Regions from separate parts of the Homo sapiens genome. Here region 1 is linked to region 2. A link is an interaction called in ENCODE POLR2A ChIA-PET data of the cell type or tissue named here. Cell type or tissue: GM12878. All regions are shown on one strand. Links, peaks and the distances in the headings refer to the core of each region. The heading gives the core; the rest is flanking DNA.

Region 1 (6,143 bases), core at 2,144-6,143, 170 kb after region 2:
TGTCTTTCCTTCTTGCCCCCTCAGTCTCCTGCTAAGTCCTTTTGTGCCCCATTTTGAGTAGTAAGTGGTTTCATTACTGTCTACCCACTGCCCACTCTCCCTCCCCTTTATCCAGGTTAATGGAGAGAAAAAGAGGATGAAATGAGGGAGCGGGTGAAGGCACAGAAACACGAGGGCTCACCTGGGCACCTGGGCTGCTGGCCCTGTGTCCCATCCACCTCTTGGTTTATTTGCTGGATTTATACTGGTCCATCTGTCTTTTTCCTTCTTTCTTTCTACTTCTGCAGCACGTACAAGGTGTGCTGAACTTGGAAGGGTTATCTGAAGTTACAGTGCATAGCAGCACTCGGGAAGGAGAGTAGGGTGGGGAAATAAGCCTGTAGACAGAGGATGCGGTGGTGGGGAAGGTAACCTGTTGGTGGGTCGTTTGCTGTGGCCTGGTCTGCTGGTCTCCGGGAGGAAGCCCAGTGCCTGCCCTGCAGGAGGAGGTTGCGTCCCTAGTCTGCGGGATCTGACTTGGTTCTGGATCTTGCCTCTTCCAGGGCCTGGCCTACGTGGAGTATGAAAATGAATCCCAGGCGTCGCAGGCTGTGATGAAGATGGACGGCATGACTATCAAAGAGAACATCATCAAAGTGGCAATCAGCAACCCTCCTCAGAGGAAAGTTCCAGAGAAGCCGGAGACCAGGAAGGCACCAGGTGGCCCCATGCTTTTGCCGCAGACATACGGAGCGTAAGTGCTTGCATGGTAGACTAGTGCAAACTTCGTCCTGGCTGGCACCAGTTCATGGATCACGGGGGGATTAACCCGGGATGAATTAGCTTCCTGTTAGGACAGAAAAGCCAAGATGTGCTGTTCCTTGTGGTAATCACTGTGGTTCCACTGGAGCAAGGCGTCCAGAGCAGGATGCAAGCCTAGGCAGTGACCTCTGCCTGGTACTGGCCAATTTACACTTGTCATTTATTTCAGACAGAAATAAGGCAGTGATTATTTTAAAGTCCCCTTTGCCAGTTGGATCTGTGTGTTTACAAAGAAATCTCATACCCATGTGTGTGCCAGTCTACGGCCCTAGCTATGATCCACATAAGCTGTGCTGTTCGCTGGTTTGGGATGAGGAGGAGATAGCAGAATTGCCAGGTGACTGGTGAGGTCTGAGAGGTGATAGTCACACTGATCCCCTCTGAGTGTGACTGGTGCTCAGGGTTGATCTTTGCCAAAACTGAACAAGGCCAAGTCTGTTGAAGCAGTTTTTACTTCATAAACAGAATTAAGGAGGCAGGGATTATCTTATCCTTTTTTTTTTTCACCTTTTAACTTCTGGTTATATTAAAACTGTCTTGGCTTATTTTCACAAATAAATGAGGGGCCACGAATTGTTGCTTCAAAAGGTCCATTCAGTGTTTGCTCTTTTAGGAGGGGGAAGGGAAGGACGCAGCTGTCTCTACTGCCTCGTGCCCTGCAGCGCCCAAGTGCTGCAGCTCCTCAGGCTGAGAACGGCCCTGCCGCGGCTCCTGCAGTTGCCGCCCCAGCAGCCACCGAGGCACCCAAGATGTCCAATGCCGATTTTGCCAAGCTGTTTCTGAGAAAGTGAACGGGACGCTGGGAGACAGGAAATGCCTTACTTCACTCTGGCCCGGCGGACCTCCCACCACCCAGCAGTGCACTGGGGATGGACAGGCCTGGTGTGCTGCGTGCTCGCAACCACAGATGGCTCCTCGGCTTTAGACAGAAAGGGGAAGGGGTTCTAAGTCAAGAGCCTTTCAGTGCTCCCTCATATTGAGGGCAGTGGCAGAAAAGTGACCACTCTGCAGGCTGGGCCCAGGATGTGGTGTCCTGAGATAGTTTTGTATCTTAAAGACTGAGGCACAGAAGCGAAACGAGAACACACTGTTTTTGAGACACAGTTGTCCAAATGTTTCTGGCCAGCTCCGGCCCCTTTTTGTATGACACTTCTCTTCCACCCTGCACAGCACATGTGCCCGTCATTCTTTTAATTTTAAAAGATGAAATGGCAGATGCTAGTAATTCACAGAATGGCCTCTTGTGGGGGTGGGTCTGAGGGAAGTCAGCTATAAAACATTTGCTGGAGTTTTGTTCAATGGGGCTGTGCATTTTTATATTATGTGTTTGTAAATGACATGTCAGCCATTGTTTCATGTTTCCTAAAAGCAGAATATTTGCAACATTTGTTTTGTATAGGAATTATTTGTGCCACCTGCTGTGGACTGTTTTCTTTGCCTAGTGACTAGTGACCTGTGTTGTCTAAACATGAGTTTCAGCCCTTTGGTTTTGTTTAATACCATGTCAAATGCAAACTTCAATTCTCCCCATTTAGCTTTATTAAACTGACGTTCTCTTCAAAACTTCTTGCTGAATGGTACTCAGATGTGCATTCACATACAGATGTGTTTTGAAGTGGGTGTACCTTGCTTTACCTAATAGATGTGTAAATAGAACTTTTGTAAGTCAAATCCCATTGTCACTTTGATTTAAATTATTCCAGCTGTGATGTGTCTTCATTTTATAGCAGTTTGACACTGGAGCTTTTGAGCTTTTTTACCTCACATCTTTTATCAAATAATATTTACTGCTTTGAAAACAGCAACAGCATTGGCCAGTTCAGTAGGGGAAGCTTGCTTTATTAAGACACTCTGGAGAAAGACGTCAGGGAATCCTTGTATATGTCGTGGGAATCAACTCCTCATTTATCTGTTGCGTAAGTTTAAGTTTTTGTGCATCAGTCGGGTTTTCTATATTTTTTTAACTTAACATTTTTTAATATAACCGATTAAAAAGTAGACAGAACAGTAAAATAAACTCCTGTGTGCCTACCATTCAGCTTCCAGCATTCCTCAACTCCCAGCCCCTCTTCCTTCATGTCTGTTTCCCCTCCACCCTCTGTTATATTGAGGCACGTTCCAGATGTCATTGTGCTCATCCAGTAATGTTGCGGCAGGTGTCTCAGGAGGACTGAAAGGCCTTCACTCCTAGAAACATTAGTGGTAATCCCTTCATGTCATCAACTGTCCACTCAAATTTCCACCTTCCTACAAATATCAGCTCTCCTCCCTGTAAATTATTGGTTGGTAAGCCTCTTAAGTCTTAAAAGGTAGGTTCCCCTCCATCTCTTTTTTATACAAAACCAACTTTTTACTAGGCTTTACTTCTGAATTAAATTCAAGCGGCGGCTATTGACAGCAGCAAGAACCTTTGCTGTCCCACGCGTTCCTCCTGCAGTGTTCTCTGTGATGCTGCTTGGAAGGCTGATGGACTGTTCAGCTGGTGTGATGATTTGGGTAGCTCAGAGCCCTCATGGTTGGGGACCTGACACATGAAGAGCCCTGAATATCACTATGGGTGAGTGTGGCCTTACTTTTTGCTGCTTCACATTAACGGTTTGGCTTTGCCTGCAGCCAGTATTCTGACCTTAATGTCACACTTGCAGATGTCAGCCCAGGCTTGGTACAGGGGCAAACCTTTTCAGGCTTGAGCAGAACCCAGTTAGGTTCCGGGTGTTGACTGTTCTAGAAATGGATTTCCAGGACTACATGAGTGGGTTTGTGTGTTTTCCCCAGAAAATCCAGAACTGATGATAAATAGAAATGTGAAAAACTACTTCAGTTACTTGACTGTTTGTTAGTAAAAAAAAATCAGTAATTCATCCTTGCCCACCTAGGTAGGCGGTTTATCCAACTTCTGGGTCTCTTGCCCATGGAAATCACCATCTTGGATCTGTTGCTCTCCCAGAACAGTATTATGAATAGGGCTAAAGGTCAGAATACCCCCACTGCCCTTATGACAGATGGGAACATCTCCCAAATAAGACAGTCTCAAGCATTCATGTAATAAAATAACTTTATTAGAATCAGGAATTTGTTAAAATAATATCCTTCACATATAGCTAAAGTGCAAATTCTCTTGCTCTGTAGTAGAAGCAAGCACATCTGTCAGACCTCCGTGGTGTGCTTATAAAACCAAGACGAGAAGAGTTTTAAGAAGTACCTCTGGCAGCATAAGAGTACGAAAACACATTTTATAAAGGTTTGAACAATTATCATTTGGAGCCATTTCATATATCGTGTATGTCTTTTCACTTATTTTTCTTAACCTTTCAAAAACTACTCTGTGCTATTTATACAACTGAAGAACTGTATAAACTACTTTAGAGCAGTGGCCTCATTACTGTCAGGAACGGAATTACCAAATCAAAGAGACAACACTGCGTATTCGCCATCACTCACACACTGACAAAGTGCAGTAGTGTTAGACATCATGGGCTCTGTCACTGGGAAAGGGACCCAGTGACTTCCACCTCTCTGACTCTAAATAGCAGCAGTCATATTGGCACCTGTACCATATGATTCAAAGAGAAGATTCTACTTCCATTGGATGACAGCTTGGAAACCCGGCCATATTACATAGAGCACTACATCATTTCACAAGTTGCGAGAAAAATAAGGCCACTCCGAGGCAATCTCTTCTGCCTCCCAGGGGGATGGGACACGGGACAGTGCAAAGACCGTGGAAGATGGCAGTAAGTAGATGAAACTCCAGGACCAAAGGGATGCAGCCTGGCCATGGCTGAAGGTTTTTGCTCCATTCAGTAGAAACTGGTGCTCTAATTCATTATCAAAAATGCTTACTTGGTGTCCACATGGCACTTGTTTTCTCAGGTTAACATCTGCCTACAGAAAACTCAGGCAGAGGGGTGAGGGCAGATGCCTACTAGCATAACACCTGGTTTGCAGCACGATACAGGTGGAATGACAAGCCCAGAGAATTTCAGACGAAAACATCTGGCCTGAGTTGCTACAAATGAAGTGTGAGAGAAACGCGGATACACAAAGAAAACCAAACTGCCCGCCCACCATGTTTCCCCCTCCAACATACAGCTCTTTATGGCTACCCCCTATTCTTAATTAGAAAAATAGTCTCAATATGAAAAAAAAAAAAAAAAAAACAGCTGCTGGCACTAAAGTTTGCAAACTATGGCTCAAAAAGTCTTCCTGCAGGTAAGTAAGGAATGTCGGCATTCATTTTCTCTTCTATGAAGTTTGCTTGGAAGTTAGTCACCACTAATCTAAACCTTGAGAAAGTGAGCTTTCAACCATTTCTCTCAGCTGCGACTTGGGTCTGACTTCCCAGTTGCAGTCACAGAACCTCTCAGCCTGTTTCAGAGAAGCACTTGGAGGAGTTATGTCAGTGGCTCTGGGCCCCGTCCCACACCTCTTGGCCGCTCCTCCACCTTAGTGCAAATTCTGCTCCAGAACCTTTGTTCTGGTCACATGGTGGCACTGTTGCCCCTAAAGCACGGCCACCAGCAAGACACAGCAGACACCATACAATACTGACTAGCTTGCTCCAAAGAAGAAAATAAATAGCTTGGTTGAATTATAAGTTATTTTAGAGACAAGGCTTCATAACTTAGTTTTTTTTTTTTTTTAAAACTAAAACATTTGGAGGTAAAGAATGTTTCTCCTTTTGCTTTAGGAAGTGACTAGGTTTCTAGAAATGCTGTTTCTTTTTTTTTTTCCTACCTCAGGACAGCCTTTGTCACTGAGGATTTCTAGGGTTAGGGCTTCACAGGAAGCGTCTCCTTGAACCCAGAGTGGTTGGGTTGGGCTTCTGGCAGTGCCACCGAGTACTCAGTTGTGGCAAAAAGCAGGGTGTCCAGGGTGGTCTCAGTACACTTGGCGATGAAGCGAATGAAAGGCCTCACGTCGCCCTCGTTGGCAGCTTCCAACACGTGGTAGTAGTCGGACCGCTGCTCCTTGCGGATGGTGATGGGCGGGTAGCCCGCCTGCATGAGGATGAGGTTCATGAGCAGACGGGAGGTCCTCCCGTTGCCATCAATGAAAGGGTGGATGTAAACGAGTTTATAATGGGCTAAGGCTGCAAACTCCACTGGGTGCAGGTTCATGGCTTCCTCGGAGTTGAGCCACTGTACAAACTCCTGCATCTGCTTTTCCACATCCTGCGGATGGGGAGGGATGTGGTGTCCGACCAGGACCTGTGTTGTCCGAAACCTGCCGGCTTCCACGGGGTCCACGTAGCCCAGCACCCGCCTGTGGATCTCCAGCACGTCGCTGATGGTGACGGAGCCGATGCGCGAAACCAGAGTCGTGTTGATGTACTTCATGGC
Region 2 (8,576 bases), core at 2,184-6,183:
ATTTGGAAACTTGACATTTTACTGGTAGGCTTTATGGCAGCCAACTGAGAAGACAGCCATAGCTTGTTAGCTAAGGTCAGACACTGGAGCACCATGATTTGTTTTGGAGTTACGAGTTTTTATTTCCCCTTTTATAGACTGAGGGATAAATGTAAGACTTTTTTTTTCCTTCAAAGAAATGGAACAAGCCAATTAAGAAGCACAAAATAGACATAATGAATGGCTAATCTTCCTCTGAATTCAGACATTTCCTTTCAACTTTCACATCCACAAAGGTTCTGTGAGTTCATCTTTGCTTTTACAGACCATGAGAAACTGAGTTTCACTTATCCCATTTGAGGGAGACCTGTGTGCAGTGCCCCAGCTAACTGATCTTATGATTTGGTTTTTCCTTGCATTCAGTGACCTACACTTAATGAATGTGTCCTTGTATTTCATTCTTTAACCAGCATTATGGGAACTAGGATAGAATAAGTTGCTTTACAAATTGTCATGTTTAGATGAGGTGTTGCTTTTTAGAGGAGCATCGAGGGTCTTTCCCAGGCTATAATACTGTCTGTCTAGCTTTGCTCCTTAAATATGAGTTTGTTTTAGAGGAGGTGACATTGGTATAAGCTAAGCCCTGTGACAGCCATTGGAAATAAGATCAATACTTGGGTTTCTATAGTCGATAGGTTCATGAGTACTATGTGAGATTTTTGTGTATTAAAGTGTGTGTATTTAGCTCTTAGCGTCAATGTGGCATAGAGGGAAGATCACAAATCTGGGAATTGATGAGCTGTGGAGTTCAGTCCTGGCTCAGTCACTGACTTGTAGTGGGACGTGGATGTGTCTCTTTATCCTTCCGCTCCTCTGTTTCTCTCTCTGTAACATAAGCAGCTGTGTATAAAAGTTATTTTCTGGCCGGGCACAGTGGCCCATGCCTGTAATCCCAGCACTTTGGGAGGCTGAGGCGGGCGGATCACCTGAGGTCAGGAGTTCGAGACCAGCCTGGACAACGTGGTGAAACCTCGTCTCTACTAAAAATACAAAAATTAGCCGGGCATGGTGGTGCACACCTGTAGTCCCAGCTACTCAGGAGGCTGAGGCAGGAGAATCACTTGAACCCGGGAGGCGGAGTTGCAGTGAGCTGAGATCGTGCCACTGCACTCCAGCCTGGACGACAGAGTGAGACTCCGTCTCAAAAAGAAAAAAAAGTTATTTTCTGCCTTGGAAATTCTAGATCATGTCAGAAATGCTTCTCACCTTCCATGGTTCTCAGCTATGAAGTGATTTCCAGTGCAGTTGGTGTGTACTCAAAATTCAGCAAAGAAAACAGTTTTGTTCCATTTTTGTCCCCCTAATTCAATGTATAACTTTGGCAAGTAGATGCCTTTTTACTCCTGGCTGCTTTTTCACTAAGGCAAAGCTGAGCCCAGCAAAGAGGAGTGGTCCTGTGGTCCCTCATGACAGTCATGTGCCTAGGTAGTTCTCAGTAGGATCTGCTATGGCAGGGCTTGGCCCGTGAGCCCTGGAGTGTCAGGTGACACTTGCCTTTTTTTTCTTCTAAGTTGCTGTTCCTACCTGAGATGCTGGCTGGTTACCAGGCATCAGTAGCTGGTAGAAAATAGAATGATCTTCCATGTTATCAGAAAACCTACATTTCTCTATGGGGCTGACTGCCTTCTTGATGTCTACCTTATAATTTTGGTATAGTCATGAATATTTGAATAATGGTTATACATTTTACAGTTGATATTTGATTGTTTACACAATATGAGTGAGTCTTCATATACGATTAGTTGGTTTGATTGTCTGTAAGCAGAGTACCTGCTGTGTGCCAGCATCTGTGCCCTCCAGGAGCACTTGTGTCTAAGAAAGCATCCTGGCAGATTGCTGGTACTGAGGTGTTTGTCTCCTCATTAGAAGTACAGCCTCGAAGAAGAAATATGATGGGGACTCCAACTACATGGTGAACCCATTAATCCCTTTTCAGTACAGGGCTTTGTAATACTAGGGCTCTTTACCCTGGAAAAGAGACTCCTACAACTTTAGTGTCTTGGCAACTATGAAATAGTTTTATCATGAGGTGTTGCTTTGGTTTAAAGGCAAAGAAAAACTAAATTCCCAATTATAATATGAAGTTATGTTTGAAATCAAGATAGCAAGAAATGATGTTTAGATGTGTGTTAGGCTCCAATACATGTTGATAGCAGCCTGGCATGATTTTAAACACGAACCTTAAAAGATGGGTATGGCTTTTAATAATTATCTCATGGGCTTCTGAGAATGTTTTCCCTTTTTTGTTTCTGGTTATAGACAGGCAGGTTAGTTTTGGTGATGCGTTTGGGACTCTGTACATAATAATACTGAATATGTACACGTTGGAATTAAGGTGGATTATGACCCTTTCAGAAAGGCTCCCATTTGAAAACATGGTTTTCCATGAATTTCTTTTGAAAGCTATTTAGTGTCAGCAGTAAATAAGGCTTCTTATTGCAACCTCATGAGGCTTGTGGTTAGATTCTGGGAGAATGTAAAATAAGTTAGACATGGTTTCTGTCTTCCAGGACTTAAAATCTGAAGTGAAAAGAGTAATAGGGATAAATACATCAAAGCACATGCATATACAAAGACACACACATATGCAGCAAGCAGCACACTTAAGAATGAATGTATGCTTATTTTAAGCATATGGTTTATGAGGTGTTTGTTAGGAAGGTTTTATTAGGGAAAGTGGGATTTTTGAAGAGGTCACTGCCGGAGGAATATAGAAAGTCCTCAGTCCTGAGGTGGGTTGATTTAGATTAGCACACGTGATTCCCACTCTCTTTTGTAATGCTTCCATCAAGCTGTGGCTTGCCACTCTGCCATGACTTTTCAAGGTGTGGCTTAGTGCATTTACTTATTCTTTAGTCCTTCAGAGGATGAATAATAGCAGTCTTGCTGAACATAAGTTGGCTTTGTGGTTTTGGCTATGAGGAATACTTTTTTTTCTTGCCACAACTGCACAAGCTGCCTTGTCTCAAGAGCACACAGGTTTTCAGCCCTCTGTGTAATCTACCACGTTGGCATGAATAAGCCTTTCCTTTGTGGAGTAGCCACACTCGTGACGTAGATAGAACTGAGACATTCCCTCCCTATTGTGAACCATGGAGGGCTCATACACACCAGTGTTTCTGGATAGATACACATACAACCCCCCCGTCCCCTCCCTCCCCCCGACACACTTCATATCACAACAAGCCTGTAAATCCTGCCTTAAACAAGTAAGAGGGGGAGGAATCGGTAAGAATTATATGCTCTTGATCTCTTGACATTCTCTTGGCTGGAGGATGCGAACTAGATGGCTCCTGTCTTCCCAAGTTGCTTTCTTTCTCCCTTCCTTCCTTGAGTATTGTGAAATACTGTGAAGCAACTTTGGTGAATTGGAATGATAGCTGATTTCACCCTCACAGAAACTACCTGGGACAAGAATGCTGCTCTGGCCAGGATAGGATGGGTATGGCCAGGTCTCTGTTAGCTTTTTGGGTCATGATCTCTTCTTCTCTCCCATGGGCTCCTTTGTTGTAGCTGTGTGGTACTTTCTTATACACAACTGTGTTTCTCCCATTTATTTTAGGAGCTGTGTGTGGGAATATTTGGGATCTTGCTTTATTTATGTCTGTGAACAATTTTTCAACTCATTTTGCAGTTTTTCATGTAGGGTTTTATGAAAGAATTTAGCTCTACAGAAAATCATTTGAAAGACTGTTTTTTTTTTTTTTTTTTTTTTTTAGTTCTCCCAAGGGTGATACATAGCCAGTCTTCTAGATGCATAGGATTAAGAGCTCATTGCCTATAATAGCATATATTAGAGCATTAGGACTTTAATTTCTTATAGAACCTAGGTTGATGAAGGCAGCTTTGGAATGTTTCTGTCATGTTGGTTGAGGAAGAGATCTTGATTCATTTCAGTCAGTATTCCACTAATGATGATACTTGGTGGTCTTTTCTTCCTGTTCATTATCCAGCTCAGATGTTGCCTTTGATTATTTACTGAAACAGAGGAACTCATCCATTGGGTTCTCTTAGTTGCTTCTTCATACCACTGGTACCACAGCCTGCGTTATCACATTATTAAAATTATTATTCACTTAACGGAGGGAATGGTTAGAATTATATGCTCTTGATCTCTTGACTCACTTGGATAGAGGATGCAAACTGGGTGGCTATGTATATGGTAGCCTTTTGTGCAGGTTCTCCAAAAACTTGCCTTACTATATTGTGGTAGGTGGCCTCCAACACTGAATAGGGCTAGCCTGTGTAACCATAGGGTATGGTGGAATTGATGGAGTGTGAATTCTGAGACTAGGTCATAAAAGCCCACTGGCTGCTACTTTGTCTCTTTTGGAGCTGCCATGTTGTGAGGATACTCCAGCAGCTCTGTGGCAAGGTCCATAGGACCTCCTGATGACTGCCAGCACCAGCTCAACCAGCCATGTGATGAGCCATCTTGAAAGTAGATCCTGCAGCCCTAGTAAAGCCATCAGGTGACTGCAGCCCTGGCTGACACTATCTCGTGAAAAACCCTGGGCCAGAGCCACCCAGATAAGCTGTTTTTGAATTCCTGATCCTTAGCAACTGTGTGAGTAATAAATGTTTATTGTTTTAATCAGCTGAATTTTAGGATAACTTGTTAATCAGCAGTTGATAACTAATACATATATTCTTAGACTGTATTACGTGACTCATAATGTTAGTTCACACAATTCATATATGAGTAATTCAGAGTGACTTAAAAGGCTTTCTGGTAGTTTTGAACACTATATTTCCACCTAGCCTTTAAGAAAAAAATCTACGTAGAAATATAATATCTATATACATATAAACATTCTTAAGTCCTAAGTGAATAATTGAGGGATTCCTTTCAATAGCAAGAGAAAGCTATATGGCAAGATTTTGTTATCCTGTATTCCATGGTACCTTCATATAACCTAAAAAATGTGTTATAAGATCATAGTCATTATCTCGTACTTAACTTCAATTGTGTTATTAGTTTTTAGGAAATAATGTGCAATGTTAACATTGATGGGACTAAAAGTGATGTTTTATTTTCTTCTTTATAATTACCTGCACTTAAAAATATTTTTTTACAATGAACTTATTACATATTGAGATTTTGAAAAATATTATCAGTAATATTACCAGAGTACATATAAAGAGCTAACTATTGCTTAAATGTTTGTGAAATTTAACACAGTACTTTAGAAAAATCACATTCATTCATTCACATATTCATTCCTTAGTGCCTGCATGTGCAGCGACCTGTGGTGGGTTCTTGCTTTTTTTTTTTTTTTTTTTTTTTTTGAGACAGTCTTGCTCTGTTCCCCAGGCTAGAGTGCAGTGGTGCGATCTTGACTCACTGCAGCCTCCACCTCCCAGGTTCAAGCACTTCTCCTGCCTCAGCCTCGTGAGTAGCTGGGACTACGGGTGTGTACCATCATGCCCGGCTAATTTTTATATTTTTAGTAGAGACAGAGTTTCACTGTGTTGGCCAGGCTGGTCTCGAACTCCTGATCCTCTTGCCTTGCCCTCCCAAAGTGGGATTACAGGCGTGAGCCACCACACCCGGCTAGGTTCTTGCTTTTAAGAAGCTTCAACAACTGTGCTTGATCTCTCCAGGGGGGTGCTTTGTGCATGAAGTGCTTTAGCACTGGGGTGTGAGAGATAGTTTCACCCTAGGCTTAGAAGGTAAGGAAGACATCACAGAGAAGGTTCGGTTTGAATTCAGGTTTTTTTTTTTCCTCTGCGTAGGAGCTAAAGATGAAACAGAAGAGGAGCCAACCCAACTTTTAAACTGTTAAGTTAGTAGAGGGGCTCTGTCCCTAGGAGGGCAAAGAAGTAGGTGGTAGGCACATTCCTCCTTCAGACTCCAGGATGTCTAGTTTAGGTGGATTTTTGTAGTATTGCAGAAATAGAATGTTTGATTGGAAGATAAACAAATCATTTATGCATAGTGTGAACTAACATTATGAGTCAAAAGAAGCTGAAGGATAGCTTTTTGGTAGAAAATCCTACATTTCTTGACCCTTTCTTTCACTTTCAGTGTGAATTTGGCAAAATTGGTATTTTCCTTGATTGTTATGGGGAAAAGAACTAGAATAAGCACTGTTTTATATTTTAGAATCATTGTTTTAACTAGATCAACATGGCGTCTTTCGTTTGTATCATCTTTAGGAAAAAGCAGTGACTTCTGTCACGTTGATGGAAATGAGACTGCAGAATGTCAGCAGATCGTACGTGGATAGTCCCCTTCATGAACAGTGTCTCTGTTTTTTCACTTGGTAGGGTGGGATCATTCCTCTGTTCTACAGTTGTAGAAATTGAAACCAAATTGAGTGGTTGTCCAAGACCGTGAGGTTGTTTGTGAATTAGAACTTAGGTTGCTGAGTCCTTATTTGATTTGTACATGTATATTTTTATTAATTTTTTTTCTACTGAGTGTGAACGAATTTTTCTTTAGGGGGGAGGATATAGAATCTGTGGTTTAGCCGGGCGCGGTGGCTCAAGCTTGTAATTCCAGCGCTTTGGGAGGCCGAGGCAGGTGGATCACCTGAGGTCAGCAGTTTGAGACCAGCCTGGCCAACATGGTGAAACCCTGTCTCTACTAAAAATACAAAAATTAGCTGGGCATGGTGGCACACGCCTGTTATCGCAGCTAATCGGGAGGCTGAGACAGGAGAATGGCTTGAACACAGGAGGCAGAGGTTGCAGTGAGCTGAGATAGCACCATTGCACTCCAGCCTGGGCGACAGAGCAAGACTCTGTCTCAAAAAAAAAAAAAAAAAAAAAGCTGTGGTCTAATGGACACTGAATCCTTTGCATTCTTTCTCTGGGATTAGAGAGTTTAATAACAAAAACAGTAACTTGACAGGGCTTTCATTCTGTCAGCTCAGAGAATTGTCTTAGGTTTGGAAAGTACTTGGTCTATACCATGCCTTGTGAGGACACAGTGACAGTGATGAAATCGCAGCAGTTCACATTTGTTGAGGGCTTCCTTTAAGTGCCAGGCGCCGTGCTGATAAGTGCCTTCTTTCATGGGCTACTTGAGAGGGAATGGCAGTCTCCTGACAGTGCTTTTCTGTGTGATCCACAGTCTTTGCCAGCACCTGCTGGATTTGCATTGGCTGCATGTCTGCCTTACTGTGCATTGCTGACAGGCAATTTCCATTTCTACACATTGTGGTACTCTGTTTTAGACAACAGTGGCAGTGCCGGTAGCCCTTTGTACAGATGTGGACATTTGGCACTTGGTAGCTTTGGTGTTAGGGGCAGAGGATTTTGTTCAGAGCCAGCCAGTGTCCTGACATGTCGTGGGATGCCCATTCACTGCCTCCTGAAATAGATTGTCTGATGCCTGGAGCACCTTCAACTGCCAAGTGTATGGGCCGTGAAAAGCTGGGGGACAGGACTGGGAGGGGTGGAGGATGCAGGGGGAGGGCACCAGGTGCAGAACAATGACTTCCAAATTATGTCACGAGCTGCCAGCCACACGAGCACGGCCTGGCCTCATTACCACATGAAGTGCCACAGAAGGGCCTTTTCATTTTCTCCTAGTGACTGTGTTATCCACAGTTTTGCTGGGAGGGGTGGGGTGGGCACCCTGCTCACCCCCAGTTAACAATGGAGCACAAAGTCCTGGCAGAAGGAACTTCCCAATGTACCCCGGGGCTATTTTTGATGACAGTGAGTGGCTGTGACTCACTGAATGTGTGCCCTGGCAGATGATGGTTTCCACCCCACCCCCTCCCCTGGAGATGAGCAGGCAGCCTTTGTGCGTTTCCTTGGCCAGCTTCTCCTGCTGCTGCAGTTCACTGATATGTCCACAGCAGCCGGCCCGCAGGCCTGACAGGGCTCTGACAGTGGTTTTTACCATATATGGCCATCAGAGCGCTGTGGCTGTCAGCCGGCCAGGATAATTTCCTTCCTTTGCTTTGATTGGCTGCACGGGTGGCTCAGAGAATGGTGGGATCTGGGAGTGTGTGGTGAAGAGAAGCCACTGAGTCAAGTGCAAAGAACGTTTAACTCTTTACTGGGTTTGTGGAGCGTGCCAGTCTGTGCTAAGCAGGCTGACAATTGCTGCCAGCAGAAGCCCTCAGTGTGTAAACATGGTAACCCCAGTCTGGGAAAGCTGCTGTATCTCCGGTAAAGAAAGGTATCTGAACACACATTACTCTGAAATAAACTCAAGGTGTCATGAACACATTTCTGGAGTCACGGTTTTGCCCAGAAGCCACCTTATAACCACATGTAGCAAATCATCTGCTCCTGCCAAGTTGAATATCTTCGCCCATTAGGGGTGGGACCTGAGTTGAGTCTGGGGAAGAATGAGCTGAGAGGGCATGTGATGGGACACATGTCTGCTTTCTTGGAGGAACGGTGACTTGGGTTTCATTTCTGGCTGACTGAATTGAGTCTATACTGCAGTCCTCTTGCTTGTGTGGAACTGACTCAGCCATGGAGCCCAAGGCATTAGCCCCTCCCACCCCCCAAAAAAAGTTGTAATATTTTTCTATTTATCATCTCCACCATCCAAGGAGGGTGGATTTTCATTC

What was found. Peaks named below come from ENCODE experiments on the same cell type or tissue, not always from the same donor. Only the 100,000 strongest peaks of a DNase experiment are listed, where the experiment ranks them.
Region 1: POLR2A ChIA-PET joins it to region 2 with 5 read pairs; 2 of 35 experiments call an interaction of 5 or more read pairs at or near these places.

The regions. Positions count from the first base shown.
Region 1 is chr12:108,518,906-108,525,048 of GRCh38, reverse strand. It overlaps FICD (FIC domain protein adenylyltransferase), which reads right to left. Exons shown (of 3, transcript NM_007076.3): 3 at 3,839-6,143. The coding sequence ends at 5,574. SART3 (spliceosome associated factor 3, U4/U6 recycling protein) reads left to right here. Exons shown (of 19, transcript NM_014706.4): 18 at 543-733; 19 at 1,415-2,835. The coding sequence ends at 1,592. Among named protein-coding and RNA genes, the nearest start is that of FICD, 6.7 kb to the right of the region's middle. RefSeq lists an enhancer at 1-453. In GM12878, for the core only: a CTCF peak has its summit at 5,282 (motif pointing right); no DNase peak of the experiment used is centred there.
Region 2 is chr12:108,691,032-108,699,607 of GRCh38, reverse strand. The region is part of intron 2 of CORO1C (coronin 1C); the gene reads left to right. Among named protein-coding and RNA genes, the nearest start is that of CORO1C, 36 kb to the left of the region's middle. RefSeq lists enhancers at 4,702-4,761, 5,546-6,058, 6,772-7,453, 7,681-7,975, 7,454-8,135 and 1 more. In GM12878, for the core only: no CTCF peak of the experiment used is centred there; no DNase peak of the experiment used is centred there; H3K27ac peaks cover 2,602 bases.